4 separate regions of the Mus musculus genome follow, and all the other regions are linked to region 4. The links are chromatin loops, found by intact Hi-C in ENCODE. Cell type or tissue: heart. All regions are shown on one strand. Region 1 holds the start of E2f5 (E2F transcription factor 5). Region 2 holds the start of Rbis (ribosomal biogenesis factor). Region 3 has its middle 100 kb from the start of Slc7a12. Region 4 overlaps Car13 (carbonic anhydrase 13).

Region 1 (8,000 bases), 89 kb before region 4:
CATGGAATGTTCTCCACAACTGAACAATTACTTGGTCACAAAGCAAGTGTCAACAGATAAAAGAAAATTGAAATAATCTTCTGCAAAAGGTTTAATCAAACCAGATTAAAGGTGGAGTTCAGCAAGGACAGAAATAACAGAAAGCCTACAAACTCACGGAAACTAAACTCTATACTGAATGACCACTAGCTTGCTAGAATTCAATGAAAATGAATTCACGACTACCCAAGTTTGTGGACATAATGAAAGCTGTGCTAAGAGTAAAGTTCATAGTACTACTTGCCTTCATGAAGAAGCTGGAGATATCTTATACTAACAACAGCGTACCTGAAAGCTCTTGAACAAAAAGAAACAAATGCACCTAAGAGGAGTAGAAGGCAGGAAATAATAAAACAGGGCTGAAATCAATAAAATAGAAACAAAGAGAACATTATGAACAATCAATGAAACAAAACAATTGGTTCTTTAAGAAAATCATCAACAAAGACAAACCCTTATCCTAACTAAAGGCAAAGAAAGAATACCCGAATTAAAATCAGAAACAGAAAGGGGGACATAACACCAGACACCAAGGTAATCCAAAAAGTCATTAGGTCCTACTTCAAAAACCTGTATTCCTCAAAATTGGAAAAATCTCGAAGAAATGGACAGTTTTCTCAATGGATATCACTTACCAAAGTTAAATCAAGATCAGATAACTTAAATCAAGATCAAATAGACTTATAACTCCCAAGGAAATAGAAGCAGACTTTAAAATCTCTCAACCAATAAAGGCACAGGGCCAGAACATTTTCGCCCAGAATTCTATCAGAGTTTCAAAGAAAAGCTAACACCAATACTCCTGAAGTTATCCCACAAAATAAAAACAGAAGAAACATTGCCAGATTAATTTTATGAGGTCATAGTCACCCTGACACCTAATCCATATAAAGACTCAACAAAGGGAAATTATACAACCATTTCCTCATGAAGACTGATGTAAAAATACTAAAAAAAAAAAAAAAAAAAAAAAAACAGAAAAGCAAAACAAAACAAAAACAAAACAACAACAACAAAAAACAAACACACAAACAAAACAAAAACAAATCCAGGGCTGGCACTAACAGCTCTTCCAGAGGTCCTGAGTTCAATTCCCAGCAACCACATGGTGGCTCACAACCATATGGATTAGAGTCCAATGCCCTCTTCTGGTGCGACTGAAGATAGCTACAGTGTACACCTACACATAAAATAAATCTTAAACAAAAAAACAAAACAAACAACAAAAACCAATCCAATCGTGGTAGTACATGCCTTTGGCAGAGGCAGGTAGATCTCTGAGAGTACTATCCTGTTCTACAAAGTGAGTCCAGGGTAGGCAGGGCTCTGTTATACCAAAAAATGTTGTCTTAAAAAAAAAATCCAAGAACACATCAAAAAGATCATCCATCATGATCAAATAGGATTCATCCCAGACACACAGGAAACATTCAACACATGAAAATAAGTCAATGTAATCAATCCACCATATAAAACAACTGAAAGAAAAACATATGATCATCTCATTATACACTGAAAAAAATTTGACAAATTCAACACCCCTTCATGATAAAAGCCTTGGAGAGGTCAGGGATATAAAGGTCAGACCTAAACATAACAAAGGCAATTTACAGCAAGTCTATAGATAGCATGAAATCAAATGGAGAGAAACTCAAAGGAATTACACTAAAATCAGGGACAAGACAAGGCTGCCTACTGTCTATATGTATTCAATATTGTAATTGAAGTTCTAGATAGAGCAATAAGAAAACTAAACGCAATCAAGGGGATTCAAATTGGAAAGTGTTGCTATTTGCATATGATAATATGTTATACATAAGAGACCCCAAACATTTTATAAGACAATTCCTTCAGCTGATAAATACCTTCAGCAAAGTGGCTGGATACAAAATTAACTTAAAAAAAAACAATCAATAGCCTTCTTATATACAAATGACAAAAGAGACTGAGACAGCAATCAAGGAAATAATATACTTCACAATAGCCACAAATATTACAAAATATCTTGGCTAACTCTAACCAAACAAGAGTAAGACCAAAATGATAAAAACTTCAAGTATTTGATGACGGAAATTAAAGATTTCAGAAGATGGAAAGATCTCCCATGTTCCTGAATCAGTAGAGTGAACATAATGAAAATGTGCACTAAGATTAAAATTCCAACAGAGTTCTTTACAGACCTTGAAAGAACAATGTTCAACTTCATATGGGGGAAAAAAAACCAAAACAACCCAGGATAGCTAAACCAATCCTCTATAATAAAAGACCATCTAGAGGTATCACCATCACCATTTCAAGCAGTATTACAGAACAATAATAATACAAATTGTATGGTCTAGGCATAAAAATAGACACATTGATTAATGGAATTGAAGACCGAGAAGTAAATCCATACACCTATGTAATCTGATTTTTGACAAAGAAGCCAGAAATATACAATGGAAAAAAGAAAGCATTTTCAACAAATGGTGCTGGTCTACCTGGATGACTACATGTAGAAGAATAAAAACAGATTCTTATCTATTACCCTGAACAAAATCAAGTCCAAGTGGATCAAAGACCTCAACATGAAACCAGACACACTGAATCTAATAGAAGAGAAAATGAGGAATAGCCTTGAAAGCATAGGCATAGAAGACAACTTCCGGAATAGGACACTAGTAGCACATGCAATAAAATCAATAATGATAAATGGGACCTCATGAAACTGAAAAGTTTCCATAAGGCAAAGGACACCATTAATAGGAGAAAACAAACAAACAAACAACCCAGCAGCCTACAGGATGGGAAAAGATCCCATCACATCTGACAGAGGGCTAATATCCAAAATACATAAAGGACTCCAGAAATCGCACATCAACAAATTAAATAATCCTATTAAAATGGTGTAAAGATCCAAACAGAGAATTCTCAACAAAAGGATTTCAAATGGCCAAGAAACACTTAAGGAAATGGTCAACATCCTTAGCCATCAGGAGAAATACAAATTAGAACGACTTTGAAATTCCATCTTACAACTGTCAAATGGCTAAGATCAAAAACACATGTGACAAATTCTGCTGGGGAATGGATGTGGAGCAATGAAAACACACCTCCATTGCTGGTTGGGAGGGCAAACTAGTACAGGTTCTTTGGAAATCAATATAGTGGTTTCTCAAAAGACGGGGACTCAATCTACCTCAAGACCCAGCTATAGCACTCTTGGGCATATTCCCAAAGGATGCTACATATTATTACAAGGACATTTGTTCACCTATGTTCACAGCAGCTTTATTCATAATAGCCGGAAACTGGAAACAACCTACATTCCCTCAATCGAACAATGGATTTAAAGATAAAATAAGTGGTACATTATCACAATGGAGTATTACTCGGTTGTTTAAAAAAAAAAATGACATCATGAAATATACTGGCAAATTGATGGAACTCAAAAACCTCATCCTGAGTGAAGTAACCCAAACTCAGAAAGATGAACATGGTACATACTCACTTATAAGTGGATCTTAGCTGTAAAGTAAACATAATGCTACAATCCCCAGACCCAGAAAGACTAAGTAACAAGACAGGCTAAAGAGGGTATCTCTCTGGAAAGGGTCAGTGGAATAGAATCTGCAGGTGGATTGGGGGGGCAGACGGGGATTTTAAGTGTTGCAGCTCTGAAGGAAAATGCTTCCCCTACAGAAGTTTTGCTCCAGACGCCTGGAAAAATTTTGGTTTAAAATTGTTTTCAGGATTTACTAGTTAATGCTGTCAGTTTCTCCTCGCGTTTTGTTTTTTTGTTTTTTTTTTTCCCTACTGTTAATTTGGGCATTCTTGCATGAAGGATATGTCTTCATTAATTCCTGCCAAATGATGTTTTTAGTCACCTACTACTTGTTAAGTGTGAAGGATATTCAACAGGTGCGAATACCAAGTTGTTTAAGATCTTGGGTTTTTTTTTGTTTTTGTTTTTTGTTTTTTGTAAACTTTTATTTATTTACATTCCAAATGTTACCCCCCCTTCCAGGTAGCCCCTCCAAAAGTTCTTCATCCCATACCCCCTTCCCTTTGCCTCTGAGAGGTTGCTCCCCACACTACCCCGACCCATCTTACCCACCCAAGGTGTTGAAGATTTTAATCCTGAGTCTCAAGTTTGCAAATAAAAAATGTGGGAGCACATTTCCTCCTCTTATATCTGTGATCTTACTATCGAGCCATAGTTTACGATGTCAATAAGTCAAAAGATGCTGCGATTGTCTCAATAATAGAATTATTGGGGAGCAAAAGAGTATAATTTTGTAAAGAACACTAAAGGCAGGTAAGGAAAGAGCTGGGGGTCTACTTCCTTCACCGTCAAGGCTCAGGTGCTTCTGTTTGCAGAAAAGGCTTTGGAAAAGACTGAAGGTCAGAGTCCCAAAACCTTCCGGGACGCGGCGTTCTCCTATTTACGCGAAGATGAGCCTTACAATACTTGCACCTGATCAGGGATGAGCGCTCCAGGCCGACCAAAAGCACGCTCCGCCTGAGGGAACCCGACTGCCCCGCCCCTCCGCGGAGAGTGCGTTACTAGGCAACGCCGCGCGGCGTCACTTCCTGCCATTTAAACTCGGGCCCACCCTCGCGGCGCTGGCCGCTCGTGTGAATCCGCGCGCTCTGTGGTGCCGTGCGCGAGCCGCGCGGCTCCGGGGACTGGTGGACGCGGGGCGCGCCGTGGGCGGGGAGCGGAGTCCGCGCACCTCCTCTGCCGGTGGCGGAGCGGCTCCTCGCCAGAGGACAGCAGGGCCGCGGCGGTGATGGCGGCGGCGGAGCCCACGAGCTCTGCTCAGCCCACGCCGCAGGCCCAGGCTCAGCCGCCGCCGCATGGGGCGCCATCCTCGCAGCCGTCCGCGGCGCTCGCGGGGGGCAGCAGCCGGCACGAGAAGAGCCTGGGCTTGCTTACCACCAAATTCGTGTCGTTGCTGCAGGAGGCGCAGGACGGCGTCCTGGATCTCAAAGCGGTGAGCGGGGATGGGGAGGGCGAGGCCCGCCCGAGGGTGCTGGGTCCACCACCCCCACTGCGCCGAGACTCCGGACCCGGAGGGGCCGGGATGGATGCGGGGGCCCCACCGACCGGCCACCGCGCGGCCCTGGCCACAAAGGAGCACCCGGAGCGAGCGCCCAGGAATTCGCGCTCTGCTCTGGACTCGCTTAAGGACCGACCGCTCTGCAGAACTTCATTCCTGTTTTGAAGAACTTTCATGCCAGTTCTTCGGAATGAAAGAGGAAAAGAGAAAACTTTCCACACCTCCTCTAAAGTAGTAGTTTTTAGAAGGGGACATTCTTCATCGAGAATTAAGAATTGGGAAGTAAGATTGGATTTGTTGGCTTAATTTAGAATCTTTCTACTTTCTAGACCTGAGATTTGCGGTCACACAGAGAGGGGTCATTTTGTGCCGTTCAGACTAAGTGGTGAAATTACTTAGTAAGCTTTATCTGGTTTTATAAGGATGTTTGCTTCGTTCTTTGCTATGGTTCGGATTTTTTTCAAACAACAACGTCCATTTAAAGCAGTTCAGTCATAGTGATTTAACCGTTCCTGGCAAAACTTGGAAGGATTCCACAACGCAGGGAAAGGGGAACAGTATGGGATCGTGCGAATTAAAATTCAGCTAGTACAAGGAGGTTCAGAAAGAGCCAATACTTCAAAAATAAACAAAATTGCTAGTTTACAGTCACAGCGAATAGCCTCTTATGACTCCTCACAGCTCCTGGCTTGAAGCTATTACCATCCTCAAGACCGTGGGTGGCCAAGGCATAGGAAATAGGAGTCTTAACAGGAGAAGCCTGCCTTCCAGAACTCTGCTGAGTGTCCTGTCCTGGCCCAGTGGGAGGCGCTGGCTTGTTGGCACTTGGATTCCCCCCTTTTCCTGGGTGTAGATGCCAGTTAGTGTCGGTTCATATTTGGAAATGTTACTCCTGGGACCTTTTTCCACTTTTATTCCCCCCACCCTACCCTCACCTCTTCTTTCCCTCCTCTAATGGGCATCTACAGTACTCAAATTGTATTGAATTCAAATGGTACGGTTTCCAGTTTCACTGGCGTTAATGAGGTCAGCAGAGAAACACCTGATGCTACAAAACACCCATTGAAATCTGCTGTTTAAAGTTAAATTCACCTGTAGTGGATGACTACATTAAAAAATTCAGAGAATTTCGGGGCTTTCCGGGTAAACGTGGGATTTGATGGTTTGTCCTGAAATATGCTCAAACCTCGGAAAATGATTTCTAGATTTAGTTGTTTGACTTACTTAACATGTATGACAGCAGGTTCTGGCATTGAATAGCAGAAGTCTGATATTCAAAAGTCTTTCTGTTATCTGGATCTATCCTAAAGATTCAAAGACTTCTGTAGTAATAAATAATTACTTAAAATAATAAGTAATGACTTACAGAGACCTGTATACCTTTCTTTTGGCTAGGTAGAAAAACATTTTACTTATGCATACTTTTTATGTTTATGAATACATATAAAACCATATGTATAAAAATGGCTTACACTGAAGTATTTATCCCTCGTGATGCTTCTTATAGTACATCATCGTGAGATATTAAGATATTCTAATAATACATGTTAAAAGATAGTCCTATTTACAATAAATTTCTAAGTGGAAATTTTAAAACGTGCACTTTATTTTTATAATAGAATCCTTCATTTTTGTGAAAATCATAAATATAGAAATATATTTTTTTCATTAAATACCCTGAGTGGTCATTAAATATTCACGACTGTAGAGGATAAGCCTAATATTCCCATCCAAATGTGTGCCCGACACACTAAACTTAGGTAAGTCCTGGCTTAGGTCTGCTAAGTGAGATCGGACATTTGAAACTGGACTGTTACTTTCTATGCTGTATTGCCTTTAAGAACTAGTAAGTTCTTGAAAATAAACTTAAGTTTTTATATATCTGTTTGTTATGGATCTCTTTTGTGTAAAGAAAAAAAAATGCATAATTTTACACCCTTAGAGTAAACTAACATGTTAGGTGATGGGCATCCATCTGGAAAGGAGAGAGAGCACTGGTGGCAGATTCTGTAGAAACAGATTAAACTAGTTTTTATTTTTCTGTAGCTTAATCACTGAACTGTTAAGGAGTGTGAGTGTCTGTTGCTCTGAAAATTCCTGTTCTGTACACTTTACAGGTGAGTTGCTATGTTTCATTGGCCATTCTAATGCCATCTTGAACTTTGCAGGGACAGTGTGGCTTGTGTATGTTGTGTTATTATTATTTAAGTTACAGATTATCTGAATGACACCTAAGTATTCTCTCCCAGAACTAGACACATACATAACAAATGACCTAAATGATAACCACTTAGAAGAGACATGATTCGGCCTTAGGCTTTTAGACGGTAACAAGGTTTTGGAGGTAATTGGCATGAGGAAGGATGTCTGGAGCTCTGCAGGCCACCATTGTTTGCCTTGGGATTCGCAGGCCAGCCCTCGCTCCTGTGGAATTGAAAGTGGGCTCCGGAACAGGTATTTGTGCAATCTGTGGTCCTGTCAGTGTTATTCAAATAGTCAGAAGGTGGGCAACTCAGATATCTTTCAGTGGGTAATCAAATGAGGTTCAGTGAGTGACTGTTCTGTTTTTTAGAAAGAAAATTCTGACATGTACAGCAGAAATGACCCTTGTGCATGCTACACCTAATAAACAGACAAATGCTATAGGATTCTTTTGTAAACGTTTCGTGTATGAGTGTGTGTCTGCACTTCATTTGTCTGTGGAGGCTGCAGAGGCCATAAGATGGCATCAGATGCCCTGGATTGGAGTTACAGCTGGTTGAGAGCCACCATGTGTATACTGGGAATTGAATCTAGGTCCTCTGGAAGAGCAGCTAGTACTCTTAACCTGCTGATCCACCTCTTCATTCCCTACTGTGTAATTCTTACTTGAAGTATTTAAGAGTACTCGGCTTCTTAGAGACAAAGCAGGAGAGTGTC
Region 2 (8,000 bases), 55 kb before region 4:
AAAGAAATGGTGCATTAAACACTACTGTCAGTTTCTCCTTAAAAGCCTTTGGCTCCTTTGTCCCACCATCTTCATGAGCTAACCAGTACTTCTCCCTGACTACTGTCACCCAGAAACACCACATGTATTTGCTGCTTTGTAAAACATTGAAAACACGGACTCTGACACTGTATGTATGGAGTCATTGCTGAATGAGTTCAACAAACCTAGTCTAATGCCTGTTCCTCTGAAGGTCCTGAGCTGTTAGACCCTTCACAATCAACCTCTACCCCCTGCTCCTGTAAGACACCTTCAGCTTACAGTTCACCTGTTCCACTCAAAAACTTCCCATCACTAGCATGGAGTCCAAACTGTGACTCAACCACTTCATTACAGCCATTTCTTTTCTCCCTCGACAAAATCTGCTTGGTAACCTGGCTAAGCACAGTTGACCTGAGTCCAGATGTTAAGCTAACTAAAGTTACAACTGGCTGGCTGCTGGCTGGCTTCATTAAATTCATTGTCACAAATTCTAGTCTATCACGAACATCAAATCTAAACTACTTTCTGGAGATATGAAAAGATATGAACTCTAGGCTACCTACTTAGACCCTTTTCTGATCCTCTCAGCTTATGTAAAAGTTCTAGTATATCATAGTTCAACAAAGCAATCTTCCTTAAATAGACTACACTCTTTCCTGGTTTGGAGTGATGAATGTTCTTGGTAAAAGATACTGCTCCCAGGATTCCCCAGCTCTGTAGAATTAACTCATCTTCATTCAGGTCCTTCAAACTACAAAGACAAGCCTGTGGAAAACTCCAGACTTATCATCCCATCCAGTTTTACTTCCTCTATAGTTAAGAAACCATATAGGTTCTCCTTTAGAAACTATATCCCAGTTCTTGAGAGAAACAAAAACTTCGAACCTTTTGGTTTTACAGGTATTTTCAGGGTGGGGTGGTGGTGGACTGTTGTTATAACTGTTACATCCTAGAAAGCTAAAGTATGATCTACTTAATCATGTTTTTTTTTTTTTTTTTTTTTTTTTTTTTTGGAGACAGGGTTTCTCTGTGTAGCCCTGGCTGTACTGGAACTCACTCTGTAGACCAGGCTGGCCTTGAAAATTTTTTCTCATGTATTTTGAAGTAGAAAGACATAATTTTTTTCTGTATGTGCATCTGCATAAGTTTATATCCACCATGTGCATAAAGGGTGCCACAGAGGCCAGGCAAGGATATCAGATCCCTAAAACTGGAGTTACAGTCAGTTGGGAGACATGGTCCTCTGCCAAGGCAATAAATGTTCTTAACGCTAGGCCATCGCTCAAGCACCTATTTTGAAGAATAAAAAATTGTACTTCAGCCAAATTTTTCATTTTATAGACTTTTAAATTCCAGTCTACTAGCTACCAAGCTGCTGGCTTACATAGTATACCTCTGCAAGTGGAATCTTGAATATATGCCAAGTGAACTAGTAAGAACTATCCTTCATACTGTCTAAACAGTGATTTCTATAATCTCATACAGCCTAGTAGCCTATTGTGTAGCACCTCGTATATGTGCAATCCTCTTAAATTTGTATTTTAAAAGGAACAGTATTTACCTTAATATTTTTAAAAAGTCTTGTCTAGTAAGAAGGCTATGAACTTCTGGTTTAAAAAACAAAATCCCACTGTTAGTTTACATTTTGCTTATAATCAATGCCAGAATACTTAAATACTCACCTTCTTAAGATTAGTAGTAACTGGTTTTGCCTTGTTTTTAGCCTTGAAAGTTTTGTGGCTAGCTATATGAAATACATTCCTGGACTTCTGCCCTTTTAATTTGTTCTTGGCCATTGTCTAGAAAAGAGAGTAGGGTTCAGTTAAACTGCTTATATTTTGAACCACAAATCAATGTAAAATTTTAAGGTATCTTAGTTCTGATTATTTTAAAAGTTGTTACATAAATCCTGTTTTTCATTCCCAGACATTTGCCAGGTTTTGAGGTAGGAGGCACACACATCTCAGTCCTTGCTGCATCCCTAGCACCAGGTCTGAGACACCTAGTTAAGGGCTCTTGGTTAAACTTGGTATTGTCAACACACACAACCGACCCTTTGTGGTAAATACCATTATCCCCATCTTACAGATTTAAAAAGTGATGCAAAGGTTTAAAGCCATACAAGTTAGACTAGCGGTCACTATGATATACTGCTTTTCTCATGAACATTTCTACATTCCTGCTACATTTCCTGCTTTTGTTTGATCATAAGCAAACTCATGCCAGGCACCTGTGGTAGGTATTTACTGAAGTTCATTATCTTCACTTGCACTATATGCTTTTGGCTGCTTTTCTGCTGCAACTCTGGCCCACAAAGACTGTTTTGTTTATCTTTCTCTTTACTGAAAGTTTCCCAAAGTTTTGCACAAGTCAACTGCACCCAGTGGTAATTTTTATAAAGTATGAAATGATAAACTGCCCAGAAATTAAAGTCATCAATGGTTGCCCTGACATACACTGGGCAATATGTCTTGGTCTATTCATCCTTGGTACTACTGGCTCTGGCCTAAAATCTGTCATATCTTCCCTTTCCATTTTGCTCTAACTTTCTATCTTGGCTAAAACTTCCACCAATACAGCCTCAATATACATACACAGGGAATATGCATATACAGTGAATGTGCCTGGCATGTTTTTGTTTTTTAATCAAACAATATGGATGCACAATGTGCATATATGTTCCCATATATACAACATATAATGAATGTATTGTGCAAATACATATATACATATGTATTTACATACATACATAACATACATACACACATAACACACTCTTGAACCCTAACAGTACTTCTGCTCAAAAATATTACAGTAGAAAATGCATGCGTACAGGAGTAAAAATAAGTAAAAAGTCATTCAACCTGTTATCTAACCTCCTCCATCCCATCTACCCTCTCATCTATTACTTACTAATTATTTACTAAGTCTGAAGTAATAAAGAATGGGTACGTATATATACACAACCAGATACTTTACATGCACAAATATTAACATCAACATTAAGCAAACAAAGGATAGTGTTGCAGACTCAAATGACGAGCGATGCTTACTAAGATGGAAACACAGAAAGATTCGAGAAGATCTGCAGCCTAACTAAAACCTAGATTTTGGAAAAGTGCTATTTTAAAGTTGTGATGAAGACACTGTTAAAATACCCTGCTAAGGGGTGGCCGCAAGGTTTCGGGCCTGGGCACCCCGGGAGTTCGATCGCCCACGAGGAATCGATAGAGGACTAGAAGTTGGCAGAACAGAGCCCTCGGAGCCGCCGCAGCCAGCATTCCCACCACGCCCTGCCTGAGCCCCAAACATTTCACCCCAGCGCTCCGAAAAACCCCATTAGCTTCTCACCAAAGTTCACGCGGCTGCTCAGGTTCACAGTGACGCCATCCACAAGCTCAGGACACAGGAAGTTCCGGGAAGACGAGCCAGTCAATTGAGAGCTTTCCAGCCGTAACCCCACCCACCGAACCGGCTTCCCCGAGCGGGCCACGCCCTCAGCTCCCTCTGGTGCCTCTTAGCCCGGCCCTTCACAGTAGCCTGGGCGGGGCCTGGCGTGTCCGCCGTGACCCCGCCCACTCGGAAGGAGCCGCCTTCGAAGGGGAGGAGGAGTCGACTCAGTGGAGCTTCGCCTACTAGCATGCCATGGACGTTTTTCATAGGTTTAAGCTGGTACTTGAGAAGAAGCCTCCCACCGGTGAGGTTCCACGCATCGCCTCGCTAGGACCCCGCGCCTTTGACCCGGTGGTCGTCACCCACGAAAGGCGAAAAACATTCTCGCCAGAGAAGTCTGTCCTTCCGGTCTCAGATGCTTGGTGTCACCAATCGAAGCCGCGGGCCCTGCAGTGTCCGAGAGGTGGCGCCACGACCGAGGGCGGCGTCCATACAAGAAGAAAAAGTTCGCATCCTTTTCAAGTTACTTACTTGTTCAAAAAAGAAAATTTCCTACAGCACAGCAGATGTACAAGAAATCATTCAAAATTATATATATATATTTATATCCAATTTGTATTCAAAATGCCTGTGAAGTTCTAAAAACATAAGTACCTGTGAAGCTCATATCACAGGTAATGATGCCCTTGAATTAGATCCCCTTGCCCCAAGAAAGGCAAAACAATAAAAGTCTACCTTGTGTGAGAGTAAGAGTGATGCCACAAGTAACCAAACTTATAGAAAAACATTAAACTATTTTGCAAAACTAGAGTTATGAATTCTGAAGCAAATGAGAGGGGCATAAGTATGTTCCTTAAATGTGAAGTTATTGACATGTTTGTACAAGGCAAAGCAACATATGTAAAAGAATACCATCGTGGTTGTAAAATCTGTGGAGTGTAGCTTTTAGTTTGAAATGGTGACATAAGGCTACATATACCAAGGAAAAACATAGTTGTACAGGTAAAAGCAGAGGAATTATACAAGGCAAGGAGACATCCGTTTCTGTGTTATTGTCAGCTAACAAGGCAAACTAGAAAGGTTAATGTATTTCCCTCTGCCTCCTATATAGAAGGCTATTGCCAGATTCAGACATTGATTATTTTCTCAGCATCCTTTCTGGGTAACCCCTTTTATCACATTAAGTGGTCCTTGTTGGACCTGGTAAGACTGGGCTTCCCTACAGGGGCTAGGGAGAATGCTGCTGCTTAGGCTTAGTGGGGGCTCAACAGAACACTGGGAAACTGGGACTTCAAGCGACCATCCCATCCAGCAACTGGGAGAACATAAAGGCACCACGATGGGAAAACAACTGGACCTTTGAAATATGGCCTGGCAGTACTACTGGCTTAAGTATTGTAACCAGAAAACCCACAATGTCTTATGATTGCCTGGGTTCAGTTGTAGCTGGAAGAACAATGCTCAACTATCAGAGATAAAAGATCAGGCATACCTTGAACTTTTTTTTAATCCTATGTACTTGAAGGGATTTTGAGTCTATTATTACAAAAAATTGTGAGAATTAGTGAAATCTAAACCAGAATAGGATGTTATGGTAATAAAGATAAGGAACATGCTAACTCAAAATGCCATTTTATTCTGTGACCAAATGATCTATTAAGTATAGGAAAAAAACGATTGGTGACTTTTGAAAATCTTTAAAAATATTTACAAAGATCATATTACCAGAGTTCATTGTTAACCCAGGCTGGCTCAAACTTTCAGGATTACTGACTTGGCCTCCCCAGTTGCTGGGATTATAAACACACACCACCTCACCTGGCTGTCCTGTAATTTTTCTAGCAGCCTTGAAGGTGGCTAAAATCATATATACCATATGTATCTATTTTAGTTATTTGTCTCATTGCTTCAACAAAATACCTGAGAAATGTAGTTCAAGGAAGGAATACTTGTCTTGCAGTCCAGTATGGTGGAAGCAATCAGGCCGGAGCTGGAAGCATGCACAGTCAGGATGCAGAGAGAGATAAGTGCAGCCACTCAGTTCCTTTCTCCTTTTTTATGTAGTTTGCAAGTCAAACCAGGGAATGGAATTTTCCATATTCACAGTGGGCCTTCACGCTCAAATAATCTAATCTAAGACAGCCTTCACAGACATGCCTAGAGGTTCATTTTCATGGTGACTCTAAATCTTATCAAGTCAGCAAGACTGACTATCACATCTTTCAAAAACCTCAGTTCTGCTGAGACTCACTAATGCTTCATTCATATAGGCCCATTCTGAAGCAACGATCTTGGAAGTAATTCAAGGGTTAAATAAAGAGTAAGGCAAAAGAGACCACACATAATTAAAACCCCCTATCACCAAAGTCATGGTGGTCTAAGGAGCAAACCCAACCTTGTGCTGATGATACTCTAAAATCAGCCCATTAATCTACTTCTCCTGACTGGTTTCAGTCTCCTAAAATAATCAGAACACCCCATGCCTTAGTTAGGGTTTCCATTGCTGTGAAGAGACACCATGACCATGGCAAATCTTATAAAGGATATTTAATTGGGGTTATCTTACAGGTTCAGAGTTCAGTCCATTATCATCATGGCAGAAGCATGGCAGCTTAGAGGAGCTAAGAGTTCTTCACTTTCATCCAAAGGAAGCCAGGAGCAGACTGTCTCTTCTGAACTAGGGTGGAGCTTCAAAGCCCACCCCCACAGTGATACACTTCCTCCAACAAGGCCACACCTTCTCCAACAAGGCCATACCTCCTAATAGTGCCAATCCCTGGGCAAGCATATTTAAGCCACCATACCCAGGAACCTAAATGGAAGGTAAGACACATGTATTCTCTTCAAGAGGTCACCATAACCTTGATTATGGGTGTGCAAGAATAATGATGCTTAGCAATATACATAAAGACTATAATAAATGCACAAAAGTATGCCACTTATGAAAGAAATAATTCTAGATTCTAGAAACCTATTCGTTGGGGCCCAGAAGTTGCCCCCAAAACCACATGAACACTGATCTCAATAAGACAGAGATTGAGCAATCATCCCAGAACTGATTGATTAGGGCTACAGACCACACTTGAGAACTGACTGTGACCCCTGCTCAGAACATTACAGAAATTTAAAGCATGCAACTCACAAACATCTGTGCCAAGTTATTCCACCAATCAGAATTTAGAGTTTGGGTACTTCCTTAGGAAAATGTCTTTTTTGTATACTTATCTTGTTCCTATTTGTTAGGTTATTCAACTGTGGTGGGATGCCTTGACTTGGCTAGTAGTGATGTCTTAACTTGCCAACCAGGATGTCAGTTCCTCACCTACATGCCTTGTTCTGCCAAGTACAATGTCAATTCCCACAGAGGTCTCAGGAACTTAAAACTTTTGACCCATATAAAAAATGGATTTTATTCCAAGTGTCTTCTTATATTGGTGTCCTCCTTTTATGTTGGGGCCCATCCCAGGGGTAGCTTAAAAAGGCAAAAGCCATAAAAGCTCATACATATGTGTAGAAAGTGCTGCTGGAGGGTTGATTCAGGTCCAACCTTATTGTGGATAACTATACAAAGTTCAAAATGATTTCTGCTGTCAGTGGTCACCAAATCATAGAACATAATATGCAATCAACTTGGGCAGAAGAAAGTTTCTTGATAACAGTAGTATCAGTATATGAGGAAGTCTCCTTGTAACACTAATAACAGCATAAAATGGCTGGATGGACATGCAACAGTTACCCAGGCCTGAACACTGTTAAGGCTATGATCTGATTATCTTAAAGAAAAAAAAAATCTAGAAACTACAGCAAGAAGACCAGGTCTAAACCAGTGTTCACTTTTACAAAAAAAAAAAAAAAGATTTATTTATTTTATGAATATGAATACACTGTAGTTGTCTTCAGACACACCAGATGAGGAAGACATCAGATCCCATTACAGATGGTTGTGAGCTACCATGTGGTTCCTAGAATTGAATTTGGAACCTCTGGAAGAGCAGTTAGTGTTCTCAATCCCTGAGGCATCTCTCTAACCCCAGCGTTCACTTTTATACAGCCCATACACTAAAAATAATTTTGAAAAGAAGAGTGAAAGTAAGAACAACACACTATAGTGAGTGTTCTATGAAATTTATGTGTTGGTAGCTAGTGTTTCATGACACACTATCAATCTCATTGTGCTATTGTCTTCTTTCATTGCCCAATGATAATGCCCAGTGAGTAGTTTCAGTAGGACTACAGAGCATACAAAGCCTAAAATATCTTCTGCCTGGCTCTTTACCAACTTTAAAACTTTTAAAACTTTCATCCACTATATATAATTGGTTGAATTATTTGGGACTTGCACTTAAAGCTATCGACAATCTCAACAAACTAAAAGCATATTTTAACACAAAATTCCACAAATTTGATCACCTTGCCTCTGATGATTAACAATGATGCTCATGTTCTGGGCTGAAAACAGGGGATCTCAGATGTGTTGAAGACACTTTTTTAGAGAGTGGTGTAACACTAGGAAAGAAGACAAATTTCTCTGGAAACTGAGAAAATATAGAAAGATGTTGCTAAGGGCCTTATGAGAAAGTTTAAGG
Region 3 (8,000 bases), 290 kb before region 4:
TCCATCGAAACTTAGCAAAAATAGCTGGATTTAATTCTGTGGTTTCACAACTTGCCAGTTGCAAAGTAAATATCAGTACTACAAGGTAGTACTGAGACTGTATCCATCCTTGCCCTTTGCTTCTTGAATATTTGTAATGTTGTATGGCTGTTAAAAACAGAAAACAAAATCACCACTAATCTTAAGTTTCTTTTTACTTTCAGGTATGCCTGCCATTTATATTTGGAACTTTAGCTCTGTCTTCATTTCTCATTTTGACACCATTGATTCAGTCTCCTAAAATCGAAAATATCTATCAAGTTATCTTTCTCTTCAGTGGATTGCTGGTGTACTGGCTTCAAGCTTACCTTTATCAACATTCTGATAATTTTAAAACAATAACATGTTACTTGCAATTGCTATTTAATGTTTCACCATCTGACAAACAAGACAAAGACATTTTGGCTGAGTAAAAATAGCCTACTAAATATTTACTTCATAAAATAAAATGTTGTAAATGAAATTTTTTATTTTTAAAATAAATATTCTCTCAAACACAAATTTTTCATCTATTGCACAGCACAAAACAATGTAGTGCCCACTTGACTTCTGATCTCAAAGGCTTCCAAAACAAAAGTAAAGGGCATGGAAATGTTAAAATGTATTTTTTAATATAACAGAATTCCATAAATAGGTATATTTATTACAAAGGAATCAACACTTTTAAGTAGTTAAGGAGCTAAGAACTCTTATATGACACATTTCCTTATAATAGTATTATAGTTATGCCGTCAGCTTAAATAACTTCCATTTCTTTTTCCATTCTCATCCTATATATTATTATTACATGGAATTTCTTGTTCTAATTTGGACCTCATAGTTCTCTGATTTTTCCCCTATTATTACATTAGAAATATTTAGTGTCTTTAAATTCTCAGTTTCTATCTGTGGTCCACTTTTTTGACAGAAAAGTTTTGGCTTTATTACTGTCTGAATGAGATCATCATCATTATCATCTGTGCTCCAACACTGATGGGCGTACTGTCTTATGGCATGTGCCTTAAAAATATTCAAAAAAGGATGATATCTTTTCTCTACCTTCCTGGTCCCCAGGCCTATGGCAGGCAATCAATTTAGCTGGTCCTGGGTCCTACCAAACATTTGCCTTTGCTTTTTATGTGTTTGTATCCAGAATAGTAGAAAGGAATACCGTCACTGGTACTATGGGACTAAGAGAAGGAGCTATAGGTTTCCTTCCTGCTCTGTGATTCTCTGTACTTGATGACGGCTTTCTGTCTTTCTGGAGAGCTGACCTTCACAGGAGGGTTCAAAAAGTAGCCACTAGGGACAGGGAAAGGAGAGAGAATGGCAGGGAAGAGGAGTCCACACTGAGTCTTTATAGGTGAGAAGGTAAGCACACTTCTTCCTGCCTCAGATTTTCAGGTCTTTCATGACAAGAATTCTGAATGGTCCTGTTACTTTCGGGATAAGCAAGTTTCCAGATTCCATGATCAGGTAGAGAAGGTGACTATGAGGTGTCCAGCCTGGGAACAAGGTCAAGAAGAGATGAACACATGGCTGGAGTATCTCAGGAGAGAAAGTCAGAGCTAGTTTTGCAGCGTCATGGAGGGCTCCTTGAGTCAGGCTCTGGCTAAGCTCCAGGGTAACAGAATCTGAGTTCTCTTCATGGGATTGGCAAAGCAGGAGAGATGACATTCATAGGTTCAGGAACACAGTCTCTCCACCTCAGCAAGGTGACCCCTCTTGAAGAGACACCATGAAGAGAACATTAGTTTTCTGATAGTCCATTAAATTCACTCACAGAAACATGTTTCTTAAGACTGAACACTGTTTAGCTAAGGACACGGCTATCAAGGTATGCATATATTCACCAAAATGGGCTATGCATGCTACACTAGTGAACTGTCTCTAATGAAACTGTTTACCCAAGCAAAGGCTACAGTACTGCTTCCACAAGCCCCATTCAGTACACCAAGAAGGGCTTTGCTCACTGTGACACAGTGAATACAAGTTCCATCTTGTACTTGTCTCCATCCTCATTGGAAGGCAAAAGGGGACATAAAGATTCATAAAACAGCTCTTAAAGAGTTGTGTGTGTGCACATGTGCAAGTGTATTCCCATGACTATGTGAGGCATGTAAGCAGGCATGCCCTTGAAAACTCTGGAGATGTCAGTCCAAGGTCAACAGAGTGGCAGTATAGAAGGGTCAGGAGCAGACACTTCAGACTGGGCACAAAGGCTTGTCCAGACTTGGAAGTGCCCACTAAGATCTTCAGTCAGGATAATCTACTTCCTGAATTTTCTAGGCCTTTGAGGCAAGTCTTCCTAAGCTCATAAACAAAGAACATCAGAGCTGGGTGGGTCCTCTTAAGCCTGGCTGCTCTGGTATGGTCTCTGGATCTGCAACATCAGCACCACCTTCTCCTGGGAGCTTGTGAGAGATATCTTGGCTCAGGCTCCACCCAAAGCTATTGAACTAGATCGTGTGTTTTACAAGATTCCCCAGGAGATATATATGCACATCAGAGCCTCGGAAGTATTTCCCCAGGACTAATTTAGGCCAACATTTCACTTCACAAACAAGGCCCTGACACACAAAGGGGAGGAGGAGGACCCAAAGCTACACAGCTGCTTCCAATCTTGGCTTCACCACTTGCCAGAGACTTTGTGTAAGTCATTTAAAAATGCACTGACTCTCACTTTCCTCTTCTATAATATAGGGTATCACCCTCAACTACAAGGGCTTTCACATGCACTAGATAAGACAGCATCCAAATTAGGCTTCATAAATATTGACAGTCACTATAGTCCTAGCTCTCTGCTCTCCCTTCTACCTCTCAATGCAAGCCAGCTTCTCTATAGACAGTACTACATTATAGGGATATGTCCTGGTTCAGGAGGTTCTATGCAGATCCTATTCTGCCATTTGACCTTGAACTGTGTCCCAAATTGTTCCCTGGTTCCTGGCTTTGGTTTAGTGGTTCATAAATAAGATGATTCAGTCTCAAAAGGTCAATGGTCTTTGAATTATCAGTGATACAGAATAAACCAGAAATGACAAATTTATGTTTCCAAACTAACCAAAAGAAGGAGACACTATTAGGGTAGTCTAGCCCTAGGAAGTCTATAGATCTTTCCTAGAATGGTTCTGCCTTGACATGTCCAAGTACCTCAAGTGCCTAGGTGTGCCCCTCAATGCAGTTTTTCTGAGGATTGAATCCAAGGCCTCACACATGCCTGCTAAGTGCTCTTCCAGGAGCTACACTGAAAACTCCTCTTTCTTCTTCAACTAATAAAAAGGACCCTCAAGGCTTCAAGTATCTCTGTGGGGATGGGGTTAAAGAGGAGCGAGCCCAGTCAGACTGGAGGACAGCTGTTTTCAAAGCTTTGCAAGATGTTAGGTGAGAGAAGTCTAAACCTGTTCTCATGGACTCTGGAGAACAGAAACAGAAAGTTCAAATAAGTCCTCTCTACTCATAACAACTGGTTACAAACAGCTCCAGAAGTTCCTGTAACCATTAGTCCTAAGGCAAGTGAGCTGCAGAGGGAAGGGCTCCCTTGCTGTAAGACCAACTGGCAAGGCTGGCAAAGCTGGCATAGACTCCAAGGGCTCCAGTATGAGCATCATCTCAGGCAAGCACTTTTCAAATAGTTTCCCATGTCCCATCCCGACCTGATCAGAATCTATAGGGTGGATCTGGGATCTATTTTAAAAGCATCCCTCCACACCCTGCAATGGTTTTAGTAACAGGTGTGTGTGTGTGTGTGTGTGTGTGTGTGTGTGTGTGTGTGTGTGTGTGTGTTTGAAGGCAGGACCAGGGACTGGAGGAAGGGAGTTAGAACCATCCAATGACTGGTTCCCAAGGGTCTGTGTTCTATTTCTCAAACTACCCCCACCCTTACCAGGGCCTAAGGATGTTGGGGACTGTAGCTTCACAAAGTATGTACTCTTGATTTGGGGATTACTTAAACATCTAATAGCAACACACACACACACACACACACACACACACACATTTTTGTAGCAAGGTTATTCTGTAGCAAGATTGGCTTTGAACTCACGTTCTTCCTGCCTTAATCTCCAAACACATTCTCCCTCATCTCTGAAGACTGATGTCCCATGGAAGCCACCCTTTTAGATGACCCAGACTTGTGGTCTTGAAGGAAGACTGATGGAGCCACGACTTCCATCAGAACAGGCAGCTTTCTTCCACCACACCTAAACGGCCAGGACACTCATGCAACTGGGAGTCCTTTATGCCATTCTTTCCCCTACGGGCATCCTGGACCATGTCCAGGTCGCCCTTAAATGGAAAAAAAGGGGGACTCTGTCAGTTTCTCTCCTTTGGGTCATTCTTGTGCTTTGGTATGCCACAGGTCAGTGTTAGAGCACACCTCTTTCCGGGGACATTAGATGTGCTCGCGGAAGCACTGGGTCATCAACACCCACAGCAGAACGGGAGTAGCTAACAAAAATAACATGAAATTTAAAAAAGAAAAAGAAAAACGGAGTGGCTGCCTTTGGCCTTGACCCCACAGCGCCACCTGGTGTCGATCCGTACAGAGCAAACTCGACGCCTGCAAATCTCTGTGGCTCCCCACGCCCTACGCAATTACGGCCATCTGCTGGTACCCGAGCTTCACTGTGTATAAATAAATGATGTGTGAAGTCCCTTCTGCACTGCGTGATTGTGAGAAGGTCAATGGGGAAAAGTGAGACAGAGTACTAGGGCTGGCCTGATGGTACTGTGCTGGGCCTCCGCAGCCAGCAGAGGGCAGCCTGTCTCCACCTTTGGATCATGGTATTCTGTGTGTCCCGTCCAGGTAGGAGGATCCATTTGTGTTTATGGAATAAACCATTGTCCTCTGCGCACAAACCTCCCTGAGAATTTCCTGTAGGTCTTGAGCCATGTTTGAGAATTGTCAGGGCCACTTAGGGCTAACACTCTTTGATCTCCAGCTGTTGGGCAGGTGTTGTAGGTCCAATGTTGGAGCATTGCTGGCCTGATCCTCTGGCTAATAAAAGCATAAAACCTATTGGTTAAATTCCACTCACTGTTTTGAAAAACTCAGTGAGGGCGCATTTTCATGGATTGACACAGCATAGCTCTGGGTACAGTAGGTGTACCTAAGATGAACAACACTACAACCCTTCAGACAAGCCTATTTTCCAAGCCTGCTCTTCCGTACAGCTGGTTGTGAGGCCCTAGCAGAAAAGCAGATGGCTAGCTGCCTCTCCCCACCATACACACACACACACACACACACACACACACACACACACACACACACACACACACACTTCCAAGAAGTGAGATCTCTGGAGTTGATACAAAAAGTCCTCTAGCTGAATTTCTCTTTACAAGGGGCTTTGCAAAAGCTGAAGTGCTGAGTACATTGTCAGGACATAACTGAGCCTTTCAAAAGCCAAGTCCACAAAATCCCCGCATCCTGAGATGGGGTGGAGGGCAAATAGGGGAAGGTGGTGGCCTTTGATCATTTGGTTTCCTTAGAACCAATACCACAAAGTAAACAGACCTTAGAAAACTCCAGAGTGATTGCCTTTGGTTCATTTCAACTAGGCCTTGCCAAATCCAGCCCTGGCTCCCTGGGTCCCTAGGACCCCCACAGACAGATGAGGAAAGAGTTCAGTTCTAAATTGCTTTATTGATCAGATGATAAATCAGCTTCAACAGCCCATGCCTACAGCCCTTGCAGAGAATCGATGTACAGCCTTGTCCCTTCCGTCTTGGGGAGCATCAAGGCCCAGCCCTTCCCCTTCTCCCCTCTGCTCCTTACCTTGGGGCCTGGATGGGCTGGGCAAGATAATGAAGGTTACTAGAGAAAGATGGGGTGATAGGAGAAGGGTCTGTGTCTGCGCTGGAGAGGAATGAGGACGTGGGGTTCAGAGGAACCCTCAGGAGTGGCTAGAACACAGCTCTACCCTGGGCTATGCTGCATCAAAAAGTGTCCATCCCAGCTACCCGACCCAAGGTTAGACCCAGAATTGACTAATCCAAGATCTGGATGACTGATAAATGTAAATGCTTGTTCAGGAATTCATTAGGATCTTCCTTGCCCATCAAAGAGGGAACTTGATGCCTAAGGAGGTCAGGCAAACTCTAGACTTTGGGGTACTCTGACATGGGTTGCTCTCCATTCCTAAATGAAAAAAAAAATTCACTATTTCCACACTCAAAGGCAAGACGCCAGAGAAAGAGCTCTTTCTGATGGCCCCACAATTCTATCTGCACCTCCCTGCCTCTCATGGGGACTTCTCAGACTGAGATGCACCAAGAATCTCAGACTCCTACCCAGAGGAAACTCTCTGGAAGCCAATAAACCACAACCTTTTCTAGCCCAATAAACCCAGCTTTTCCTGCCTACACTGCTGGTTTGCTCTACTGGGCTCCAATGGCATGGGCTCAGGTGTCCTGGCCAATAGAGGGTGGACATTCAGCCTAGAAACAGAGGTCGATGGGGGTGAGGTGTGGAGTGAGGGACCTGGTCTCTGGAAAGGGGTGACTAGACAGATGTCTCCTAAAGGTAATGGTATCAAATGCCAGGCAGGAGGAAGCCCTTAGTGGGGAAGGAGTTCAGGCAGACCCCTAAACCAAAAGAAGCCAGATACCCAAACCCAAGTCATTAATGATGTGCAGGAGGGCTGAGTGAGAAAGAATCTTGGAGGTGTCCAAGGCTTCTGGGAATGGACTGCTGATTAAAAGCTCAGGAGTAGGCAATATGCACAGGCCACAGCAGTCTCACTCTGAGTGGACCAAGGACCCAAAGTGTTTGGCATAGCATCCTTTGCAGTAGATCTCACCATCCTTGTCTGCCAGGGTTGACAGAAGGCTTTTGCCACATTTGGCACATCGGAAGCAGGACTTAAGTCAGGACTTCTCAGCAGCAATCACCTTCTCTGCATCATAGACTGTATGGTTACATCAAACTTGGATGCCTCTGGGTTGGTGGTGGGCCTGTACCCGGGAGCTTCCTGTGGCTTGATGCCCAGACACTCATCCTTGTCCGTGCTCAGAGTGCCTGTGCCCCTCCTGTTGCCTTAGTTTTTTGGCTCTTACTTCTTGCTGTAACATGACTTGAAATAGCTCTCTTTGCCGTGCACTGCCACAGTGGTGCTGTCCAGATTCTTCTTGCAAATCATGCACAGAAAACAGGATTTATGGAAGCTGTTGCCCTCTCACTGGACCTCCTCAGCAAAGTAGACTGTCTTCTGGCAAACCATACACTTCTTGCTTCCTCCCAGTTTGGCATTCTGGCAGCTGCTAGGAGGCACACGGTGACAGCTCTCCGGGAACCTGTCTTGTGGTCCACTTTCAAATGTTTCGAATATATTCTTACTATTCACCTGAACATGTTATCTTCCTGGTACTAGCAATTATACAAATGATGCTGAACTTCAACACAAATACACAAACTAATTTAATCATCTCCTTTAATCTTTTTTCAAACTTTATGTAATTTTTATAATAATGATGCATCACTATTATATTTGGTATATTAAATATTCATGATATAAAATTTCACAGTGGTTAAAAGCACTGACTGCTCTTCCAGAGACCCCGTGTTCAATTCCCAGCAGCCACATGGTGGCTCACAACCAACTGTAATGGGATCCAATGCGCTCTTCTGGTGTGTCTAAAGAGAGAGACAGTGTACTCACATATATAAAATAAGTAAACCTTTTAAAAATTTTGCCTTATTCTTTCCATTTTAAAATCATCAAATCCCCCACTAAATTCACTGTAACAAGTAATACACAGTATGAGCTATGAGTAATATACAGGTGAGCTATGGCTCATTCAGGGTACAGCCCCTGGAGAGTGGCTCACTTTCCAGTAATGGCCAGACATCCAAGAGTATATGAACAGCAAAAATTGTGAAAAGGGACCTGGGAAGAATCAGAAGAACTAGGTGTGATCAAATACATTGTGATCAAAAATACATTGTTTTAAACTATCTAAGGACAAATAAAATGTGA
Region 4 (8,000 bases):
CTATCTGAGATAAAATGCAGCCAAGTTAATAAAATAATTAAAATAGGAGAGCTATCTTTTGGAAGATTTTTAAAGGTAATATTTATTAATCCATATTTTTATAACCAGAGGTTCTTAAAAATAGTTTTTAATAGCTGAATAGTATTCCATTGTGTAAATGAACAACATTTTCTGTATTCATTCTTCCACTGAGGGACATCTGGGTTGTTTCCAGCTTCTGGGGTTATAAATAAGGCTGCTATGAGCATGGTGGAGCACATGTCCTTGTGGTATGGTGGAGGATCTTTTGGGTGTATGCCCAGGAGTGGTATAGCTGGCTCTTCAGGGAGAACTATTTTCAATATTCTGAGGAACTGCCAGATTGATTGCCAGAGTGGTTGTACCAGTTTACAACCCCACTAGCAACAGAGTAGGAGTAGTGTTCCTCTTTCTCCACATCCTCACCAGTGTGTGCTGCCACTTGAGTTTTTGATCTTAGCCATTCGGATTTGTGTAAGGTGGAATCTTAGGGTTGTTTTGATTTGTGTATTCCTTATGACTAAGGCTGACTGAGACAGAGGCAGATACTTACAGCCAACTATTGGAATGAGGTCTGGGATCCCTTTGGAAGACTTAGGGGACAGATTAAAGGAGTTAAAGGAGATGGCAACCCATAGGAAGAACAACAGTATCAACTAACCTAGAACCCTAAGATCTCCCAGCTCCCAGAGACTAAGCCATCCACCAAAGATCATAAATGGGCTGATCTGTGCCCCCCTCCAGCCCCTGGCACATACGTAGCAGAGGACTGTCTTGTGTGGTCTTGGTGGGAAAAGATGCACTTAATCCTGTAGAGACTTGATGCCCCAAGCGGGCTGAGGGTGGGTGGGTGGGTAAAGGGTGTGAGTGGGTGGGTGAGGGGGGATGCGTGGGTGGGGGAGCACCCCCTTAGAGGCAAAGGGGAGGGGCTGAAGAACTCTGGGAGGGGGTACTGGGAAGGGGGGCAAATTTTGGAGTGTAAATAAATAAAATAATTTAATAAAAAATTAAGACTCATTAGCTCTTTTCACTTCTAGGTAAAAATCAAGTAAAACAACGAAGCAAATAAATCCTGTATTTATTTAAAAGACTTTAAAAATGGTTTTAAAAATATAATTTTTAAATGGTGGGAAGGAATTTAAGGGTGGTTTCTTTAGTTTGGAAACACATGCTGGGATGCATTCTAGTCAGAGAGGGAGTGTGTTTTCTCAGTTTGGAATGTGTGAAGGTGGGGATTGTAATGACATGCACCCAGTAGGTAACTCATGTTTTCACTGCAGCTCTGTGTCTCCATAGTGGGTGAAAACCATCCACCTAGCACTGGTTTTCTTGGTGACCATCTGCTTATGAGTATTTCTTGGAGGTAGGCGGTCAGTGCTTTAAATTTTCATAGTGTTCTCATTAAGTAGGATTGTAAGTTACTCGTGTGGCTCTCCTACTTCCCACATCACCTACTGGATTTATGCTTGTTAAGTATTTTATATTATAATTTGATTTTGATTCAACAAAAATAAAGAAAAGAAAAACACTTGTCAATAAGCAAGGTTTTATATATTCAACAAGCAGAATAGAATTGTATATTCTATACCTTTAAAAGGAAATAATGTCAGACTTATAAAAGATTTCAAGCCCAATGCAAGGCAAAACAAAGCCATTTCTCCTAACTTATTTAAAGTACGATGCCATCCCGAGTCCTCATAGTTTCAGTGTTCACATGCCAGTGCCTTCATGCTTTGCCTAGTGAGTGAGGACCGCACAATTCTTAGTGTTGGCAAATGCAAACCACTTTTCATTGCACTGAATTAAGATACTTCTCTGAAGTGACTGGAACCTCAGGTTTGGCCCTCCAAAGAGGAATTATACCAGATATGAATCCTCCACTCTTGTCATGGTTTGAGAAAAGTCTTTCTGACAGAGCCTCATATTTCTTTGCTTTGCTACTATTAGAGCCAATCTCCCAGTGGCAGTGTGTGCATCCATGAACATCCCTGTCAATGAGTTTGTTTTCAGTACAAGTTATTCTGGGTGGGGGCAGCAGTTGGTTTTTCTTAGCTGTGCTCACAGCATGAAAGCTCGAGAAAGTCTTGGGGGTGTATGTCTCATGAGATCAGAAGGACTCAGCACCAAGTTTCTAATAGAGGTGTGAATTATTAAAAAATGTAGTGAATGCCTCTATTTTGATGGGAACTTATGGAAATAACTACCTTTATGCAGGCAGTTCTAGTCATCTGTGGCTGACTGGTGACAGAAGGAACTGGAGGAATAGTGAACCTCTTGGGGCCTCCACTACATACACACACACCACACACACTATTTGTTAACATTGAAACAATATAAAATGATGCAAATTTCCCTACAGGAAGGCACAAATTACTCAATATTTCAAATGGAGTGTGTAAATGCTTGGAATTAATACCACAAATAATGGAAAGTGCAAAACCAGAACCAAACCAACTAGCCAATCAAACTAAAAGCACAGGACATGAGATTAATAGAATCAGTAAACCTCCTCATTCTTTATTGGGAGTCAGTGTTCCCATTAGTGGTCTACAAGCCATGGCCACATAGCTAAAGTTGAATAGGCTTGGAGATCATCTTCATCATCATCATCACCACCACCACCATCTTCGTCATTATTTATTGAGAGGCCAACTCCCCTCTGGAATCCTGCTTGAGGCAGAGAAATATGGAGAGTTCTCTAGATTTCCCCAGCAGTGTCATCCATCGAAGTGATCCTCCTTTATGTGGGTCACTTGAAGCTGAGCTGGAAATCTCCAGATATGGAAGACCTTTGTTACACATCTATTTCCTGGAAATTTAACAATGACTTAATGGATATCTTATGAAACAATTACTGTGCTAGATATAAAGATGACAGAGAGGCTATTTCTGCTCTTAGACAGGTCAAATCTTCCAAACTACAAGAACACAGTTGATCAACATAAGATACTCAGTTTCTTAGTTTGGTGTATTTATGGGGTAGCATGGCACCATAGAGAAGATAGAGAAGCTAATGCAGCCAAAAGTGTTTTCAGGTGTGATGCATTTCAGTGAGGTTCTTTTCCTCTCTGGAGGTTTTTGCAGCTGATACAGAATGGGAGGGACAAATATCAGGATTATTTTGAGAATGATGGAAATTTCAAAGTATCTGAGGGAAATAGTAGTATTTACTGACTCACACAATTAGAAAAAAATCCAGAAGTAGCAGCTGGAGAGATGGCTCAGTCCTTAAGAGTACTTGTTGCTCTTGCAGATAGATGACCTGAGTTCAGTTCTCAGCACCTTCATGGTGGTTCTCCATCATCTGTAATTCCAGACCTAGTGCAGTTGCTTTCTTCTGAATTCTGATGGCACAGGGCACACATGTAGTACACAGGTACATGTAAGCAAAATATTCATATACATAAAATAAAAATAAGTATATTTTTTAAATTAAAAAGCAAAAAACAGTAATCTGGCTTCTATAATGGCAAAGCAAAGGGCCAAGATCGAGACCCAGTCTGTCTACACTCTTGGGAGTTCTCTCATACATAGATGGTGGTTCTTCCTTTGTTTGTGATCTAAACTAGTGCCAAAGGACAGGTTCTATGTTCACAAATATTAAAAAGAATCTTATTTGAATTTTCCTTGGCCAAGAGCAAATCTTCCCAATGCCTAACCAAGTCACCATAGCCATGGGAAGACACTGCTCAGGGAAAGAGATGTCTTTATTGAATCGTGTCTTTCTCTTTCTTAGTGCCTTTAACATAAATCAGCAAACAGCATGGATTGTTATAATAATCTGCCCTTATGTGTCATTCCAAAAGCACCAATGGAATCCCAGAAGACAATATACAGAGGCAGAGAATCATTGCATGTTTGAAGACAGCCAGGTCTACAGGAGGAGTTCCCAGCCAGCCAAGGCTACTCAGGGGAAAGGTGGAGGTGGGAGAAGGAAGGGAAGACAGGCAGAGGGGAGGAGAGCTGGAGCAGGATAGAAGGCAGGAAGAAAGGAAGGAAGGGAGAGATGAAGGGAGGAATGTCAAAGGAAGGAGGGATATGTAAAGGGAGGGAGGAAGGGAGGGAAGGAGGAGGTGAAGGAGAAAAGTATTTGTTGAATACTAGTGAATAAACACATAGATGAAAGTAAATGCTCCCACTACATTTAAGACTAGCATAGTTTGCAATGTATTTTCCCCCAATGAAACAGCAGGTGCTCTACATTGTTCCAGTAAAAACACAAGCAATTTGCTTGGTAAAGAAACGCTGCTTTGGCAATTATGAAGTTACTCCAAGAAAAACCAGAGAAGAGCTTTGTTCTGGCAAAGGCCACCTAGCTCAGACTCAAACCTACTGCCACCCTCTGGACAATGAGGGAAATGTCATGGGCCAACAGTTCTGAGTGGTTTGCTGCCTCCAGGATAATCCCTGAGACACATTCAGTGGTCAGTGTGGTCAGCATTATTTTATACTAATGCCAAAATATTGTTTGCTGTGTTCTTGGTTTGATATGTGTGCTTCTGGTTAAAAAAGGTTGGCTAACAACCATCAGACTGAGCTCAGGGACGTTGGTTGGGGAGCTGGCAGGACTGGAGAAGCTGAGGGAGATTGCAACTTCAGAGGAAGAACATCAGCTGGTGGGTCCACCCAGTGCTCCCACGGACTAGACCACCAACCAAGGACTGTGTACATGGAGGGATCCATGGCTCCAGATACATAGGTGGCAGAGGATGGCTTTGTCTGACATAAATGGGAGGAGAGGCCCTTGGTCCTGTGGAGGTTTGATACCCCAGCTGGAGGGGTGGGACAAGAGAGGGTGGATGGGCAGGGAAGCAACCTCATAGAGGCAAAGGGGAGGGAGAGGTAGGAGAGGGAGGCTGTGGTATTGGGAGCTTGTGGAGGGGTAACCAGCAAGTGGGATATCATTTGAGATGTAAATGAATGGAATCATTTATAATAAATGATTAATAATAAAAAAGTTGGCTAAGTCTGCTGATATTTCAATAGAAATTGAGACTGTAGCAACAAAGAGCATGTCTGTATATTATTTTGTTCACAGGTTTTCTTTTGTATATTTATAAATGTATAAACATATTATTAATAAATATCTAATATATTGTTCATTATCATGACCAAAGTAGTATTTATATTATTCTAAATCAATAACTGTGAAGATCTGCAGAAAACAAACTACAACTGGAAAAGTTAAACCTTTCATTGCCTTTTCTAATTTATTCTAACTCTGTATTTAATTAAGAAAACAAAGACAAAAAAATGAAATGTTATTAAAATGAGAACTGAGTCACTTTAGCTTATGCATTCAAAGGTACATAGCTAGGTATTAAGATAGATAGGTTTCAACAGGGGCTGGGGAGGTGGTTCAGAGGTTAGGAGCACTCATTGCTCTTCCAAAGGATTCTGGGTTCAGTTCCCAACAACCAAAGGATGGCTTTAAATGAGCTATAATTCCAGTACCAGGGAATGAGACACCCTCGCATAGAGTATGAGTTTGAAAGATCCTGGCAGAATGTAAAAGGACACAGAAGCCCTGAATTTGGCAAGATAGACGTCAGTGTTAGCAGAACTAGCTTCACTGATTTAGAAAAATAGAGGTGCACAGTACTCTGGCCACTCCTTGAACCTGTATGTCTGCCAATGTTCTGACCAGGTGTGTGCCCATTGCTGCACCTTCATTAGACTCTTTCCTTGTACCCCTCCCATACCCATTTCTTGAGAATAGACATTGTTTAGATCTGGAAGTCCCCTAATCTCCCCCTTCTCCTTTCCCCCCTGAGGGCCTATAAAAACTGGGAACTCTTTCCCCTTGAGGATGACTCCTCTACCCCTGCGTGGGATATGAGTCATCCCCAGAGCTCTGGCTTTCCCCGAATAAAGCCTCATGTGGTTTGCAACAAGCTCGGTCTGTCGTGAGTTCTTGGGTGTCCGCTATTGTCCTGAGGCCTGAGCGAAGGGCTCCTCCCGGAGTCTTTCACTTGGGGGCTCATCCGGGATTAGCGTGACCACCCACGTCTCCGAAGACCCACTTGGAGGTGAAATTTTTTTGTCCAAAAATATTTCTGTAAGCTGGCTAGGTTCTGTGCTGAAATTTGCAGCCGCCATGTTTCGTGAGAAACAGAGACCTTTGCCTCGGGATGAGGCACTGAATGTGAACAGCAGATGTGCTGGAATCACCGGCTGCTGCTCGCTCTGGGGGACACCCTGAGCGAGGGGAAGGACTCTAGGAGTCCGTCTGAGGCGGGGAGTGTACTCCCTCGACCATCTGTATTTCTGAAGCCCTGAGCGAGGGGAAGGACTCTCGGAGTCCGTCTGAGGCGGGGAGTGTACTCCCTCGACCATCTGTATTTCTGAGTTGGTTTTGTCTGTTTGATGGAAAACAGGCATCTGTCAGTGTGTGTTTGTCTTTTGTGTCTGTTTTCAGGCATTTGTCAGTGTGTATTTGTTTTTTGTGTCTGTTTTCAGGTATTTGTCAGTGTGTGTATGTGTGTTTGTTTTGTGTTTTCCGTGGTACTGGACGGACTGTAACGACCCCCCTAAGTTTGACTTTAGATCACTGGACTGAAGTTAGATCAAGGACCCATAATCTTTCAGTAGAAATTAAGAAGGGACCCTGGCAGACTTTCTGCGCCTCGGAGTAGCCGACTTTTAATGTAAAATGGTCACTAGAAGGGACTTTTGGTTTACTCTTATCTTTGAAGTTAAAGCCATTGTTTTTCAGAGTGGACCTGGGTCCCACCTGGATCAACAGCCTTACCTCATTCAGAATTCACCGCCATAAATCAAACCATGGGTTCCCCCACGCCTCTCAGAGCCCTCCCCCGGCTGCTCCCATGCACTCGAGTGGGTCAGCACAGTGCCCTCGCTTTCTGCCCTAAGAAGCAGTCCCTGCGCCCGGCTCTGAGATTGCTAAAGGCACAGTCTGAGGACGGAGGACCTACAGCTGGGACCCGGAGCCGACAAGCCCAGAGTCCCCCAGCAGATGAAGCTCCTGACACCACTTCTGCCTTTTCCTTTGTGAGCTGTGGGTAACCCGCCCACAGACAGGAAGTTTCTGCAGACCCTCAAATATTGGCCTTTTTCATCGGCTGATCTGTACAATTGGAACGCTGGGTTCCCTCTGTACCTGCCAGATTAGAACTACAACACGGCGCAAGGTAAGGAGAGGTTGACAGTTTACTGGCCGGGCTCTAGTCTAAAGGGAGCGATGAGACGCCCCACCAATTTGGCTAAGGTAAGAGAAGTGATGCAGGGCCTTACAGAGCCCCCATCTGTTTTTTTAGAAAGATTGATAGAAGCTTATAGATACTATACTTCTTTTAACCCGACCTCTGAGGGTTAACAAGCCGCGGTTGCTATGGCTTTTAAAGATTACATGCCATGGCTTTACAAGATTTAGTTAAGGAAGCAGAGAAGGTGTATCCCAAGAGAGAAACAGAGGGAGAATACAAGAGAGGAATTAGCAGGATTTTGGCCGCAGTAGTAGGCGAACGTGAAGGAAGGAACAGGCCAGAGAACAGACAGGGTACTTGGGCAACAAGGAACCCAGACCTGAAAGAAGATCTGTCCAGAAGATTTTAGAGAAGGACCAATGTGCCTATTGCAAGGAAAAAGGACATTGGGCACGAGAATGCCCAAAGAAAAAGGGAAGGGCCCCTAAGGTCCTGACTCTGAAAGATGATAAATAGGGGAGACGGAGCTCAGGCCCCCTCCCCGAGCCTAGGGTAAGCTTGATGGTGAAAGAGACTCCCATGGACTTTTTAATTGACACAGGGGCAGAACATTCTGTGTTGAAACATCCACTGAGAAAATTAAAAAATAAAAGAACCATAGTGGTTGGAGCCACTGGTCAGAAACAATACCCCTGGACCACTGCATGCACTGTAGATCTGGGGAAAGGCCAAGTGAGTCATTCCTTCTTGGTCATTCCTGAGTGTCCCACACCGCTTCTAGGAAGAGATCTTCTGACTAAATTAAAGGCCCAGATC

The links. Peaks named below come from ENCODE experiments on the same cell type or tissue, not always from the same donor. Only the 100,000 strongest peaks of a DNase experiment are listed, where the experiment ranks them.
Region 1: it touches region 4 in a loop (3-fold over the local background); 4 of 42 quality-filtered maps call a loop at or near these places.
Region 2: a loop joins it to region 4, with 7 times the contacts of the local background. A loop is called at or near these places in 12 of 42 quality-filtered maps.
Region 3: a loop joins it to region 4, with 8 times the contacts of the local background. A loop is called at or near these places in 21 of 42 quality-filtered maps.

The regions. Positions count from the first base shown.
Region 1 is chr3:14,574,009-14,582,008 of GRCm38, forward strand. E2f5 (E2F transcription factor 5) reads left to right here and starts at 4,663. Exons shown (of 8, transcript NM_007892.2): 1 at 4,663-5,015. The coding sequence starts at 4,812. In heart, CTCF peaks have their summits at 4,872 and 5,879; a DNase peak (open chromatin) is centred at 4,663; H3K4me3 peaks cover 2,321 bases; H3K27ac peaks cover 1,890 bases.
Region 2 is chr3:14,607,838-14,615,837 of GRCm38, forward strand. Rbis (ribosomal biogenesis factor) reads right to left here and starts at 3,419. Exons shown (of 4, transcript NM_001099674.1): 1 at 3,373-3,419; 2 at 1,704-1,820. The coding sequence starts at 1,817. In heart, a CTCF peak has its summit at 3,867; a DNase peak (open chromatin) is centred at 3,534; H3K4me3 peaks cover 1,892 bases; H3K27ac peaks cover 1,213 bases.
Region 3 is chr3:14,377,139-14,385,138 of GRCm38, forward strand. No RefSeq gene overlaps it. Among named protein-coding and RNA genes, the nearest start is that of Slc7a12, 100 kb to the right of the region's middle. In heart, CTCF peaks have their summits at 4,559 (motif pointing left) and 4,766 (motif pointing right); no DNase peak of the experiment used is centred here; H3K4me3 peaks cover 504 bases; H3K27ac peaks cover 309 bases.
Region 4 is chr3:14,662,956-14,670,955 of GRCm38, forward strand. It overlaps Car13 (carbonic anhydrase 13), which reads left to right. Exons shown (of 7, transcript NM_024495.5): 7 at 1-47. Among named protein-coding and RNA genes, the nearest start is that of Car13, 25 kb to the left of the region's middle. In heart, a CTCF peak has its summit at 4,363 (motif pointing left); no DNase peak of the experiment used is centred here.